Regions from separate parts of the Homo sapiens genome. Here all the other regions are linked to region 4. A link is a contact called in ENCODE Hi-C or POLR2A ChIA-PET data. All regions are on one chromosome and are shown on one strand. The core of a region is the stretch at or near the end of the contact, and the rest is flanking DNA. Distances in the headings are between cores, read along the strand shown.

Region 1 (2,909 bases), core at 253-2,752, 420 kb after region 4:
GAGTGGGTTTTACAGAGTGCCTCATGTGACTAATTTCTTTTTCTTTCTTTTTTTGAGACAGGGTCTCGGCTCACTGTAGCCTCAACCTCCCAGGCTCAGGCAATCCTCCCACCTCAGCCTCCCAAGTAGCTGGGACCACAGGCACGCACCACCACGCCCAGCTAATTTTTGTATTTTACTGTGGAGACGGTTTCTCACCATGTTGCCCAGGCTCATGTGACTAATTTCTGATTCAGACACAGGGTGAGTACATTTGATTGGTGGAGTCACGAGTCCCAACCCTCCCTGCAAGGAAAACTGAGGACATGAGTCTCTGGCATTTTCAGCTTCTGCTGTGAAGGGAATTCTGCCTTCTGAAGACGGGGTTCCTTTAACAGACAGAGGATCAGACGCTGGGTGGCTCGAAAGAATGAAAATTGCCTTCTACAATACCACCCTACAAAGCTTCCTAAAAAAACTGTTTTTTCTCTGACCCCCAAGTGTCTTCCTCTCTCTTTCTCTTAGGTCCCCTCTCTCCTTGACTCTCCATCCTACCGTCTGCTTTTTCTACTGCCTTGTGGAGTTCCCTGATTCCTTAGAGGGTGGTGGGGAAACTGAACACTTCGGCTTTATATGTGTGCTCATATACATATGAGCAGGCCTAAAATATGTGTGCAGTTTTTACACAAGGGATGTCGTAGTCTGCCCAATGTTTGGCACCTTACTTTGAACAGCACAGATAAGGGATCACTCCATTTTCATACAGAGTGCTGCCTTATTATGTTAGATGGCTGAACAGTGAATGAACCATGATTTCTTCTTTTTTTTTTTTTTTTCCTGGAAGCATGCTAGATGGCTCACCATGATTTATTTAGTACATCTTCCCCTGATGGCCATTAGGTTGTTGGGAGCCTTTAGTAACTGAAACAGTACTGCACCCTGGTGCATGTGTATTACTCGTCTGTGTTAAGTAGGGATGTTGCTTAGCCCAGCTGGAGGAGAATTCTAGTTTTTAACACTCCTGGGTGTGAAGTCACAGTGGGCTGGATGGGCCTCCCAGCGCCTGCTTCCAGAGAAGTCTCTATATGCCTCGTGGGTGGATGTAGAACCTGGGAGTGAGGCTTGGCAGGAAATCTGCAGTGAGAAATGTCACAACCCAAACAGTAACTCATACACAGAGCTTCGCATGTCTCATTCCACAAGGATCAGCAGCTGGACCATTACCTGGAGCTATAGACTTGATGAAAGCCCCAGAAATGGCTAAGGCAGAGGAAGTGCCTGGGAGTTGTTTGGCAATTTGACACAATATCTTTTAGATATTTTTAAAGCCACTGAGCAAATCAAATCCTCAAGTTTAGGGATGGATTCAAAGGCCAGTCCTTTCACTATCGGACTGGAATGATTTTTAGTCATCTTACCTCTCAGCATTTACTCCTTTTCCCAGATGCAGCAGCCCCACCTCCTTCCAGGGAGTCACCTGTCCAGGTCAGGTGCCTCCTCAGGGGAAGCATCCCTCACCCGCCAGATTGCCAGGGCGTGTGACTCTATCTGGGCCAACCACATCCTCTCTCCTGGACTTTGACTGCTGCGAGGAGTGAGGCTAGAACCAGAGAAACCTAGCTGATGCTGACTCATGCTGGAGGTTCCTGCGGAGTGAGCATCAGAGCTCATGAGCTCATCTCCCTAGAAACCAGCATGCCTGAACTTGACCTCTGGCTTCTGCAGCCAGGCGGCAACTGTAACAACAGCAACTCCCTCCCTACTCCTCAGGGCCCATATCTGCCCAGCTTCTCCTGCCTTGGTCCAGTGTGGTCTGTACTCCTCCTGTGCTGTCCTCCCAGCCCCTCCACCATTCTGGCTTCCTGTTAGGTAGAGACCCCCTTGACCCATCCCATACCTCCCTCACTTCCATGCCCACCTGGGAGCTGCAACCAGAGCCAGCTAAAGCTCTGCATCCCCCAACCCAAGTACACCTTCATTGTCCCTCCAAAGCCCTGTCTCACCTCAATGAGATGCCTCACTGAGATGCTGGAACCATTTCATCCTCAGTAATTGGGGTCAGTTTCTCCCCAGTCCTGTGACTTCTGCCTCTTGTCACCCTGAGGGCAGGCAGGAGAGCCCTGGTGTGGCAAAGCTGGTTGGGGAGCAAATGGGCACAGGAGAGAAGAGGGAAGGTGTGGGAGGATGAGTCACTGGCAGAGTGGGCAGGGGCGCTAAGGAAGGGAATGAGTGCATGGACCTGGGCTTGATGGTTCAGCTACTGAACACCAAGATGCTGCAATTTGAGAGTTCCAGAAAGTTCTCCCTACTTAGCACTAGCTATTTTACCAGCCTGGGTTAATATAGGATCTTTAGATCCCTTGAGAAGATGAAAATATTTAAATTGTGACCCCATTAAAATCCAGGCACTATCATTTGGATTTGTTCATAACTCAGACCCAGCAAAGACCAAGCAGTAAGAGGATGAGACACCGGCCTGCTGGCTCCAGAAGAAGAAAAACAAATCAGAAAATCTGAATTTGAGGCCCGGTTTCCAATTTACTACTGAGCCACCTTAAGCAAGGTGTTTGATTTTTCTAAACACCAATTCTCTCATCCACATCAGGTCTCTCCTGCTGTCTGGAGAATGGGTCAAAGTGGGCGAGGGAAGGAATGACCCGGAAGTGAGGCTGGAGGGGCAGGAAAGGAGTGGAGTGCCAGCATTCCTGCTCCGCCCTGCGCTTCCCAGGCACCCCTTACACACACCTCCCTGTCCCCAAAGCCCCCAGCCATGTCTTCATGGAAACGAGGCAGGAAAGCGGAGCAGGCGCAGAGGTGCCCGTTGCTGTACATCTGTAGTTGCTGCATAGAGTGAGAGCAAACCTGGCGCTAAAATTGGTAGCAGGTAAATAGATAAATGAGATGGTCCCAGGAGAGAACTGCTCATGCTC
Region 2 (2,700 bases), core at 84-2,583, 490 kb after region 4:
ATTTCTGTTACTGGCCCACCTGAGCTGGTGAGCCAGGCCTGGTCTTACGTCTTTTGTTTTTTTACAGGGATGATGATTTTTACCCACAAACCCTTATATGGCTTCCTTTGTTGGTACTAAGGATAAAATACGCCCGGTCTGCTCACGGCAGACACCTATACTATGGTGACTTTCTACGCAAGCCATTTGTGAGGGGATGACAAGTCAATAATTTCTGCCTTCAAGAACTTTCAAACTAGTAGTGGAGATAAAATCAACACAGCAACAATTACAGTATAAGGTAAAATCTAAGGGCCATAAGAGACGAAAAGAAGTATGGGAGTTCAGAGGTAGGGCATAAATGAGGGGAGTAGGTGGCTAGAAAAGGTTAAAAGTAAATAATGATGTGAAGGAAGACAAAAAGACGACAGGGGTGCCAAACGACTCTTAACCTCATCTGAACGGAGTTGCCCTGTTTTGCTCTCTGATGCTCATGTATCTATCCTTAGAGACAGCTTGGCGGGCAATGTAGAGCGTAGGGGCTGACATAGGGGGTTGGAGTCCCACCTCCGTGACTTCTAGCAAATTAGCAAACTTTGCTGCTGCTAAGCCTATAAGGCGGACAGAAATGCCATCTTTAAAGCTTGTTATGTAAAGTGCCTAGGACCTCGTAGGCATCAACAGGAATAATGGATGAAACAAAACAACGGTGCGTATCTTGGAGAAAGTGGCATCTGAGCAGGAGTATTTTGAAAGGTAGGAAAGGGCTCCAAGCACATCTAAGAGATTAGGGAACGCAGAAGCCTTAGCCCTGGGTGCAGATTTAACCAATCAACTTCTAACCACCGCAGGCTGAGAGGTGTGGAGTGAGAGCCCCGCCAGAGGCAGGAGACCCGGGCTTCGGCCAGACCCCGCCTCCTGGCACAGAGGACCACGCCCGGCTCTGCCTGGAGCCAAATGTGGATCAAAACAGCGCGCAGCTTCCCACTGCTGGTGAAAACCCGAGCAAGGGGCCTCAGTTTCTTTATCCGGAACGTGGTGACAATGACATCTCTTTGCAAGGCTGCTGCAGGGCTTTCTGGAAATACGCCCGTGAGGTATCTGGGCCTGCGCACAGCCTCCCCCGCCCAGGACCCAGACGTCTACCTGGGGGTCCCGTCTGCGCTCCCGGGATGGAAAACGCCCAGGGGAAACTTAGGCAGGCGAGCGGACGGGCACCTCCCGCGGGACGAACTCACTCGGTGGCCTCCTACTTCCCCGGCCGTGTTCCAACGCCTGAGAATAACGGGAACAGCGGTCGTACTCACCGACAGCGGCAGCAGCGGTAGGCCCGGGCCCCACCATGACTCTTCAGTGACAGTTTTTCTTCAAACGCCGCGCCTGTAGCCAGGACCGGCGTGCCGCGCGTCCACGCGTCCTCATTGGCTCCTGCGGGTTTGAAACTCGCTAGTCGTCAGCACGGGAGGGCGGGACAACAGGCAATAGGCTCTTTGCGGTTGGCTCTGGCCTTGAGAACCCGACCTTGGGGCCCTTTGATTGGAAGAACGTGCAGCGCACCTCGGCATTGAGGGCGGCTTCCTCGGGGCGCGGCGCCGCCCGCCTCTGAGTGCGCCTGTGAGTGCGCCTCCGAGTGGGCGTGGGACCCTCCGTGGGGGCCTCAGCCGGGCTGGTGGTTGGGGGGCGGTTACGCTGAATCCAGCTGGGGTTGGCGCGCCGGGAGTCCCTGGGCGGAGAGACAGGGCGGTCCTCCCAGGATGCTGGGGCCGCTACCTGATTCTGTCCTTTCAAAGTCTCAGACTCACAGGAGCTGTGAAAAAATAATATTATAAAGAGGACATATGGGTCTTATGCATCTAAAGGCTCCTAGTTCTTAGTACTGCAGGGTGGCTCGTTTAATTGTGGTAAAATATGCATAACATCACATATACCATTTTAACCATTTTAAAGTGTTAAATTTTTCAAAAATGTGCAGTTTAGTGGTATTAAGTACCCTCACATTGTGGCACAGCCACCACTACTGTCCTTTCCAGAACTTTTTCATCTTCCCAAATGAAACCCTGTACCCGTCACTAACTCCGCACTCCTCCCTCCCCCAGCCCCAGGCAATCACCATTCTAGTTTCTGTCTCTATGGATTTGACAACTGTAGGTGCCATATAAGTAGAATCATGCAGTATTTGTTCTGTGACTGGCTTGTTTCACTTAGCATAAAGTATTCAAGGTTCATCCATGTGTAGCATGTGTCAGAATTTCCTTTCCTTTTAAGGGGGAATAGCATTTCGTTGTGTGGAGATGCCACATTTTGCTTCTTGGTCCATCCCTCTCCGGACACTTGAGTTGCTTCCACTTTTTGGCTATTGTGAATAATAATATGAACATGAATGCACAAATAACTCTTTGAGACTCTCCTTTTCATTCTTTTGGGTATATACCACGAAGTGGTATTGTTGGATCAAACGGCAATTCTATTTTTAATTTTTTGAGAAACTGCCTTACTCCTCTCACGGTGATCTCTTGTTCAAGGTATATTTTCGATTTCACCTGATCAGCTGACTATAAGGCCATAAGGCTAACGGAGAAACGCAGGCCTAGTTTCTCCTAGTTACTAGGAGATCGCAGGCCTCGTTGTCCTGAATCCCTAGACACACTTCATTCCCCTTGTTTTAATCCTAAATTTTTTTTCTTTTGAAGTTTGTCCTGTTTCATCTATTCTCCAGTTTCT
Region 3 (2,700 bases), core at 112-2,611, 350 kb after region 4:
ACTTCCCAGGTCCAAGTGATTCTCCTGCCTCAACCTCCCAAGCAGCTGGGACTACAGGCGTGTGCCACCATGCTCAGCTAATTTTTGTATTTTTAGTATATTGGTCAGGCTGGTCTTGAACTCCTGACCTCGTAATCCACCCACCTTTGCCTCCCAAAGTACTGGGATTACAGGGTGAGGCACCACGCCCAGCCACCTGGCTATTTCTTAAAAAAAATTTGTAGAGATGGGGTCTTGATATGTTGCCTAGGCTCAAATTTTGTCATCTTTTAGATAACAGGATTTGGGGCTGGGTGCAGTGGTTCACACCTGTAATCCCAGCACTTGGGGAGGCCTAGGTGGGCAGATCATGAGGTCAGGAGTTCGAGACCAGCCTGGCCAATATGGTGAAACTCTATCTCTACTAAAAATGCAAAAATTAGCCGGGCATGATGGCGGGCGCCTGTAATCCCAGCTACTCAAAAGGCTGAGGTGCGAGGAGAATTGCTTGAACCCGGGAGGCAGAGGTTGCAGTGAGCTGAGATTGTGCCATTGCACTCCAGCCTGGGCGACAGAGCGAGACTCTGACTCAAAAAAAAAAAACCAAAAAAAATTTAAAAAAAAATTAAAAAACAAAACAAAACAGGATTTAGGGATAAGAATTTAGGACTAAGTCAATTTTCTATGAATATTCTTACATGTCAAATTTCGAAGGCCCAGACTCAAATGACTTGATTCTTATTTTCAAATAATTGGGCTGTAAGATTTATCTGTTACTTCTTAACATATAATTTGTACACCTGTCTAGGATTTAACTTGGAAAAGATTTTTCAAAACTTGGTACGATTATATAAAATGTGTGCTTATGACCATAGCTGGTAGGCATGTGAGATGGTAAGGCATTTCCGCAGAGCAGAGGTTCATAAAAGCTTTATCATGCATCAGAGCTATCCGGAAGGCTTTTTAAAACACAGATTGCTCAGCTGGGCGCAGTAGGGTGCGCCTGTAGTCCTAGCTACTTGGGAGGCTGAGGCAGAAGGATCTTTTGAGCCCTGGAGTTTGAGGCTACAGCATGCTATGATTGTGCCTGTGAATAGCCACTGCACTCCAGCCTGGGCGGCCTAGCAAGACCCTGTCTCTAAAACAATAACATCAACTAAAACAAAAACCACGCAGATTGCTGGACCCCAACCTAGAGTTTCTGATCCAGTAGTATTGGGGTGGGGCCTGAGAATTTGCATTTCTGACAAGTCCCCAGATGATGTTGATCCTTATTCTCCTGGCCCATAGACCACTTAATTAAAGCCAGCAAAGTAGTCATCAACGTTGACCCAGGATATAAGCTGAAGATGATGAACAGCCTTGAGGCAGTAAGGGAGGCCTGCCCTCCAACATCAGGAAGCCAAGTGAAGGCGTGACTCACCAGGGCAGGGTGGGGTTCCTGCGTGTGAGAAACCAGAATTGAGAGCTGCACCAGCTGTGTGGCCCCAGGTTTCTCAGGGTGAGGAGAGGCAGCCCAGGGGAAAGGCACTCGGGACCACACCCCAACTCACCTACCCTGTGTAAGTTTTTTCCATTGCATGTATCAACATCTAACATGTCATATATTTGATTTACCTCATTTATTCTCTGACTCCTTGCCTCCTGTTAGAATATAGGTTCTCTAGAACAAGGATTTTTATATGTTTTATAGAAGAACAGTAACTGAATCATAGCAGGTGTTCAAATACTGACTGAATGCATGCCTATATACATATAACTATGTTCATGATACTGTTTCTAGAAGGATCCACAAGAAAATGGCAGCAGACTGTCTCTGGGCAAGGGAAATGGAGGAATGGGTGGGGCAACTAAAACTTTTTACTGACTCTATAGCTCTTTGAATTTTTCCTTTTTTTTTTTTTTTTTTTGAGATGGAGTCTTGCTGTGTCACCCAGGCTGGAGTGCACTGGCGCAATCTTGGCTCACTGCAACCTCTGCCTCCGGGGTTCAAGCAATTCTCCTGTCTCAGCCTCCCGAGTAGCTGAGATTACAGGCATGCATCACCATGCCCGGCTCATTTTTGTATTTTTAGTAGGGACAGGGCGGGAGTGGGGGAGGGTTTCACCATGTTGGCCATGTTGGCCAGGCTGGTCTTGAACTCTTGACCTTGTGATCCACCCGACTCAGCCTCCCAAAGTGCTGGGATTACAGGTGTGAGCCACAGCGCCCAGCCGAATTTTTCCTATGTATCTCATCTAGCTAATCAAAAACAGATCTCTATTGTTGATTAGGAAATATAAATTGGAAGAGAAATAGGTATAATAGGAAAAACCTGAGGGAGCCCCATTCCCCCTCCCCAAATCTGGTGAGATCATTGTGTAGAGCTAAGTGAGAACGCCTGAAATATGCTTGAAGAAACGTTCATCTTTGATGGGGCATTCAGCTCAGTCTCATGCAGCCCTACCCCAGCCCCAAACTGGGCCTGGTCCTATCCCAGGACAACCCTAGGGGGGCCCCAGAGTTCCCTCCTAGAAACCAGAAGTTCCCAGCCCTTCCTGCTGCCCACCCCACCCCATGGACACGTGCCCATGTGTCAAGTAACAACAGTTAATAGTGAAGTGGGCTAGAAACACCCTGTGGCTGCCTCAGGAAGGAGAGAATATCTCTAAGTCCAGTGAGCTCAAGGTGGAACAAGAATCCAGGTGTTCAAAGGGAAGGCAGAAGGAAATGATGAGAGAA
Region 4 (2,700 bases), core at 1-2,500:
TCATTGCAATTGTTTTTGAATGCATTCCATTTATGTATTAGTAAAATGTATTATTAAGGAAAGACAAATTAAGTCAGATATTTGGATTAATCATTGAGTCTATCATTTTAGTAAAAAGCAAGGAACTTTCCTTCAGGACTAATATATTAAATAGGCCAAAACACTGACTTGTCATTTAAAAATTTTTTAAGGTCACTTCATAAGTATAAAAAACTCATGCATGGTCGGGCGCGGTGGCTCACGGCTGTAACCCCAGCACTTTGGGAGACCCAGGAGGGCGGATCACCTGAAGTCAGGAGTTCGAGACCAGCCTGGCCAAAATGGGGAAACCCCATCTCTACTAAAAATACAAAAATTAGCCAGGCGTGGTGGCGCGTGCCTGCAGTCCCAGCTACTCGGGAGGCTGAGGCAGGAAAATTGCTTGAACCCAGGAGGCAGAGGTTGCAGTGAGCCGAGAGCGCGACACTGCACTCCAGCCTGGGCGACAGAGGAGACTCCATCTCAGAAAAAAAAAAAAAAAAAAAAAAAAAAAAAAAAAAAAAAGGCATGCCTAATAGTATTTATAAAATACTCGCATACATTTTACATGTTAATATTATTACGAAATAAAGTAACGTTTATATAATTATTTCAATAGCTATTCCTATTTAAGTAATAATTGGGTAAATTTAACAGCAAATACAAGAAAAAACTGCATGGCAAGCTATTTTCCTTAAAACATGATTCTGAACACTAAACGTTACAAAAACAGATACTTGCTACAACTGTGAAGGAGAAACTGCATTTCCCTATTATTACAAGAACAAAGGTTTTCACAAAAAAATTTAAGGACTCTACAGCCGCCTTGTTCTTTGTTATCCCACCCCTGCCCGCCTCGGCTAACGGTTTTGGGGCCCGTTTGCTTGGTGCGTCTGGAACTCCTCGGGCGGCGGGCGTCTCGCAGGAAAAACCGCGGCCCGTACTGCGCCGGGAGCAGAAGCGCTGGTGGCCCTCGTAGGTCCCGTGGGCTGCCTCCCCCTCCTGCAGACACTCGAGGAGCCATCCGGCCGCGTCTCTCGCCGCCCGGCCCCGCCACTAGGCTGCCGCCTCCGCCGCTGCACAGAGAAGGGCGAAGACCCGCCCCTGCAGGTGATTGACGGGCACTCTCCTCCAATGGTCAACGCGCTCGGCCCCGGCGGGCTGGGCAAGGGCCGCGGCTCGCGGAGGAATCTCTCTTGCCCTTTAGTCCCGGGCAAGGTGTTGCGGCCGGCGCCATTTTCTCGAGCCGCCTGTTTCGGGTGCCGCCATGTTGGTGAGGAGAAATCACCGTTACGGCCACTGTCCAAATCCCCGCGTCGCTGCACGCCGCCCGCCCGCTCCCACGCCACAGCCACCGGCGGCGAATAGAGACTAGAGCGGCAGCGCCGGCAGCGCGGGGCCGTTGCCCAGTGTTTGCAGTTAGAGCCCCATCTCTCTGGCGTGGTTGTTAATAGACTGGAAAGTCTGTGTCTGTGTCGCTCACTAGTAACCGTGAGTTTTTACCACTTCGTCACCTGTCGGCGGCGGCCGGGAGCAGGTTCCCGCAGGCGGCGCGGGGGGTCTTCCCCGCGCCCCGCCGCCGCCGGCCTCGCAGACCTGCCCTCCAGCCCCGCCCCGTTCTTGACCAAACATGACAGACTCTGAACATGCAGGGCACGACAGGTCGGGAACCCTTCTTGTCTGTCTTTCTGTCGGATGAGAGGAGGGGTCTGGGGCGGCGGGAGCGGGCCGGGGCCGGGCGCCTCCTGCATGACCTAGACGTCTCTGTGTGGCTCCGTCAGTTCCATGACGCGCACTCTTATGTAAACTGCTGGATCGCGGCCGCGGGGGAGGTCGGCCCGGCCGCGCCCGCCTCCCCGAGCCGGGGTCGCTGCTCGCCAGCGCCGGCCCCGCCCCCGGCCGGGCACGTGCGAGCCCCCCGCCCCCCGGGCGGGCTCCGTGTGCGCCGGGCGGCTCTCAGCGTCCCGGCTCGGTGCTGAGGTCCTGCTTCTGCCCGTCCAGGTGTCGGTGCTCCCGGCCAGATAGGACCAGCCAGGAATTTTCAGGAATGGGTGTTTTGATATTTGACTGCTTCCCGAGAACCGAGAACACCTCTAAAAAAATAAACATTTGGTTTTCAGGGAAGTTTTAAGCAGCACCAAAAGGCCATCTGTTGTATACAGTCTTATCCCTTGGAATTTGAGATGGCAAGTTTCAAGTTTAATATGTTAACACAAAATACTTAGGCTTTGCAGAAACTTAGTTTAGCACAGTTTTACCCTAACGTAAAAACTCCATGGATTATTCCGGCTAGCCCAATTTTCTAGATGGTGTGTATCACTTGAATATTGAGATTCTGATTTTTTATTTTTTGCTCTGTGCCTTAAGAGGCACATTCTTGTTTCCATTCGAGTTTGGGGACATTTACAAAGTATACTGTAGCATACTTAAATTTTGGTTATAATTCAAATTTTCATTCGTATATATCTTTAATAATGCGAAAGGGGGGCTTTCATTCATTAAACTTACTGAAACAAAATCCATTGCATCTGATTCTTACTTAGAATATTAATTTGAAAATCTAGAACCTCACAATTACTCCTTTGTGAATAGAAGTAAGAAAAAATATACGTTTTACTATAGACTATATACATTGCTGAAGTTTTATCTGTAGTAATGTGATCGGCTTGGTAAAGCATCCTA
Region 5 (2,823 bases), core at 218-2,717, 450 kb after region 4:
TTGGATGACTGCAACCTCTGCTTTCTGGGTTCAAGTGGTTCTCCCACCTCAGCCTCCTGAGTAGCTGGGATTACAGGCATGCGCAACCATGCCTGGTTAATCTTGGTATTGTTAGTAGAGATGGGGTTTCACCGTGCTGGCCAGGCTTGTCTCAAACTCCCGACCTAGTGATCTGCCCGCCTTGGCCTCCCAAAGTGCTGGGATTACAGGTGTGAGCCACTGCGCCAGGCCCTTTTCTTTCTTCCTTTCCTTTTCTTCATTTCCTTTCCTTTCCCTTCCTTCCTTCCTTCCCTCCCTCCCTCCCTCCCTCCCTCCTTTCTTTCTCTTTCTTTCTTTCCTTTCTTTCTTTCTTTTTCTTTCTTTCTTTCTTTCTCTTTCTTTCTTTCTTTCTTTCTTTCTTTCTTTCTTTCTTTCTTTCTTTCTTTCTTTCTTTCTTTTTCTTTTCTTTTCTTTTCTTTTCCCTTCCTTCCTTCCTTCCTTCCTTCTTTCTTCCTTTTTCTTTCCCTTTTTATTGACAGGATCTCACTCTGTTGCCCAGCCTGGAGTGCAGCAATCTCGGCTCATTGCAACCTCCAACCCCTGGGTTCAAGCAATTCTCCTGCCTCAGCCTCCCGAGAAGCTGCCAAGAGGCTAATTTTTTTTTTCTCCTGCCTCAGGCTCCCAAGAGGGCAATTTTTTTTTTCTTCGTATTTTTAGTAGAGACAGGGTTTCACCATCTTGGCCAGGCTGGTCTTGATCTCCTGACCACGTATCCACCCACCTTGGCCTCCCAAAGTGCTGGGATTACAGGCGTGAGCCACTGTGCCCAGCCTTGTCTTTCTTTTTAAAAGAGGGCCTGGCACTTCAGTTAAGTCTTTCTGGATGATCCAGGTCACCGCTCCAAATGGAAGTCACATGCTTGGTTGTGGAGCCAGTGGTATGGGCCCTCAGGGAGTATTTAGAACTCTACACTAAATGGCCCCAGTGGTTCTGCTTTTTGACACTTCCTTTTGTACTTTCTGCCACCCCCCCATTCTGAGATCCCAGTTATCTTCCCAATTCTTATAGCCCTTGGCATGCTTCTAGCAATGTCTTCTCTAAATGGCCTTGAGCTGGGAAATTTGATAACCAAATGTGTCAGAATTGTGCATAAAGCAAGAGTACTGAGTTATTTCTTTTATCATGAGTACAGTACGGAGCCTCCTGACTTTGTATCCCGTCATTTGCCTCATTCTGGGTTCTCCGCTACTCTCCAGGCCGCTGAGGTCCATGGATGCATAAGCCCTAGGAATGAGGAGGGTGCAGTGGACATGAATTGCTCTTCCTAGATCCTTGCTGCTTTTGCTCTAGAGAAAAGGATGGGATACCAGAGCCTGTCCTGGCTGACTCCTCCCTCAAAGGGGCTCGGGGGAGATGGGAGCACAGGGTGGGGCCAGCTGGGTCAGTGGTGCCTGAAGCTTCTGAGGGAGAGGAGAGTGGCTGGGCCCCACTGATAGTGTGCAGGAGGCTGAGGAAGGGACACTTGCCTCCTCCTCACTCTGGGTGACGATGGCCAGTGTAGACTGGAGAGAGCCGGAGGGACTGGTCTCCCCTCAAGGCCCGAAGCAGGACTGGCACCAGCGGTGAGATGGGCACCTGGGGTGGGGGCCAGGGGTCTCAGCCCATAAACACCCCACACGCCACAGCAGCACACAGGGGCTCCTTTAAATACACAGCTATGGGGACTCCCAAAATGCAGACGTACACTTGCACTCACAAGGGACGCACTTCCATAGCTGTAACAACCCATCAGGGAACTGACCACACACACTCCGGCGGGAGGTCCTCTTCACTTCCTTCCCTCCACGAAGATCTCTCCCCTTCACCACGGACACAGTGACATGTGCTATCCAATTGTGACAAACACATCATCTCTGAATTTGGACACTGGGGTCCCATTTCAGAAGGTGACAACCCTCACACCAACAACTGCACCTACTTTCTTACAGGGTTGGATGCCTATAACATGCCTGCATGGTGGGACAGCAAGCGGCTGATTGCCCGCACACACTCAGATGCACGCTTGCACACATGCTCACACATGCTTACATGCACACTCACACTTGCCTTCAGACACACATGGGTCCAGGCAGGGCCCTGGCTTGGCCTGACCTGCTTCCCCTGTGCTTTCTGCAGCTGCAGGGGGTGCTCTGCCCTCCTCTGCGGGGTTTCCACCCCCTCTGTCCTTGGGCCTTGGATTCTGGGGGGCTGGTGGACTGATGCCAACATCCTCCTCTCTCTCCCCAGGATTTTTGTCAACCGCAGCCTGGCGCTGGGGAAGATTCGTTGCTTTGGCTTCGACATGGACTACACTCTGGCTGGTAGAGAGGGCTGGAACACAGCGTATTGGGAGCTGGAGGGAGCAGGGGTGGGCAGCTGGGCACCAAAGCCCTGATTCTGTCCGGGCCTCTGCAGCCTACAAGTCCCCAGCTTATGAGGCCCTGACCTTCGAGCTGCTGCTGGAGCGCCTGGTGTGCATTGGGTACCCGCATGAGATCCTGCGCTACACCTACGACCCCACCTTCCCCACCAGGTGTGTGGCTCAGGACAGGTGGGAGGCCACCCGGCCTTGGTACCCCCACCCACAGTGCCCCCCGACCCCCCGTCTGCAGGCGGCTGGTGTTCGATGAACTCTATGGGAACCTGCTGAAGGTGGACGCCCACGGGAATGTGCTGCTGGGTGCCTATGGCTTCACCTTCCTCTCGGAGTAAGGGACAAAGGTGCCGGGAGAGTGGCAGGCCAGGAGGGGAGGACTGCTCACCTTGGGGGAGGACAGAGGGAGGGAGGGAGGAAGGACGCAGGCC

Evidence for each region. Hi-C counts contacts between places; a loop is a spot of excess contacts on that map. ChIA-PET counts read pairs that join two places held with the same protein, here RNA polymerase II (POLR2A). Pooled maps may share reads with other maps.
Region 1: a loop to region 4 is called in a pooled map, with 6 times the contacts of the local background. The contact joins the enhancer-like site here to the promoter of ZC3H6 in region 4. A Hi-C loop is called at or near these places in 1 of 37 single-sample maps with no recorded cell type and 7 of 50 pooled maps. POLR2A ChIA-PET finds 5 or more read pairs at or near these places in 2 of 52 experiments (SK-N-SH and activated CD4-positive, alpha-beta memory T cell).
Region 2: a loop to region 4 is called in a map with no recorded cell type, with 9 times the contacts of the local background. The contact joins the promoter of CKAP2L here to the promoter of ZC3H6 in region 4. A Hi-C loop is called at or near these places in 2 of 37 single-sample maps with no recorded cell type and 8 of 50 pooled maps.
Region 3: a pooled map shows a loop between it and region 4 (4-fold over the local background). The contact joins the enhancer-like site here to the promoter of ZC3H6 in region 4. A Hi-C loop is called at or near these places in 1 of 168 maps with a recorded cell type or tissue (naive thymus-derived CD4-positive, alpha-beta T cell) and 6 of 50 pooled maps. POLR2A ChIA-PET finds 5 or more read pairs at or near these places in 1 of 52 experiments (OCI-LY7).
Region 5: a loop to region 4 is called in a map of PC-9, with 5 times the contacts of the local background. The contact joins the promoter of NT5DC4 here to the promoter of ZC3H6 in region 4. A Hi-C loop is called at or near these places in 2 of 168 maps with a recorded cell type or tissue (HepG2 and PC-9), 2 of 37 single-sample maps with no recorded cell type and 4 of 50 pooled maps. POLR2A ChIA-PET finds 5 or more read pairs at or near these places in 2 of 52 experiments (GM12878 and activated T-cell).

Annotation. Positions count from the first base shown.
Region 1 is chr2:112,691,074-112,693,982 of GRCh38, forward strand. No RefSeq gene overlaps it. Among named protein-coding and RNA genes, the nearest start is that of NT5DC4, 28 kb to the right of the region's middle. RefSeq lists a silencer at 41-227 and enhancers at 960-2,159, 1,578-1,817. Within about 2 kb of position 1,503, at least 16 of the 41 ENCODE cell types and tissues checked have a DNase peak (open chromatin) inside an H3K27ac peak, as active enhancers do.
Region 2 is chr2:112,763,276-112,765,975 of GRCh38, forward strand. CKAP2L (cytoskeleton associated protein 2 like) reads right to left here and starts at 1,334. Exons shown (of 9, transcript NM_152515.5): 1 at 1,287-1,334. The coding sequence starts at 1,323. RefSeq lists an enhancer at 964-1,103 and a silencer at 1,554-1,713.
Region 3 is chr2:112,623,175-112,625,874 of GRCh38, forward strand. No RefSeq gene overlaps it. Among named protein-coding and RNA genes, the nearest start is that of SLC20A1-DT, 20 kb to the right of the region's middle. RefSeq lists an enhancer at 1,306-1,445. Within about 2 kb of position 1,362, at least 10 of the 41 ENCODE cell types and tissues checked have a DNase peak (open chromatin) inside an H3K27ac peak, as active enhancers do.
Region 4 is chr2:112,274,347-112,277,046 of GRCh38, forward strand. ZC3H6 (zinc finger CCCH-type containing 6) reads left to right here and starts at 1,251. Exons shown (of 12, transcript NM_198581.3): 1 at 1,251-1,680. The coding sequence starts at 1,649. RefSeq lists enhancers at 953-1,525, 1,141-1,350 and a silencer at 1,541-2,020.
Region 5 is chr2:112,719,553-112,722,375 of GRCh38, forward strand. It overlaps NT5DC4 (5'-nucleotidase domain containing 4), which reads left to right and starts at 1,468. Exons shown (of 17, transcript NM_001393655.1): 1 at 1,468-1,601; 2 at 2,266-2,339; 3 at 2,434-2,551; 4 at 2,631-2,726. The coding sequence starts at 1,528.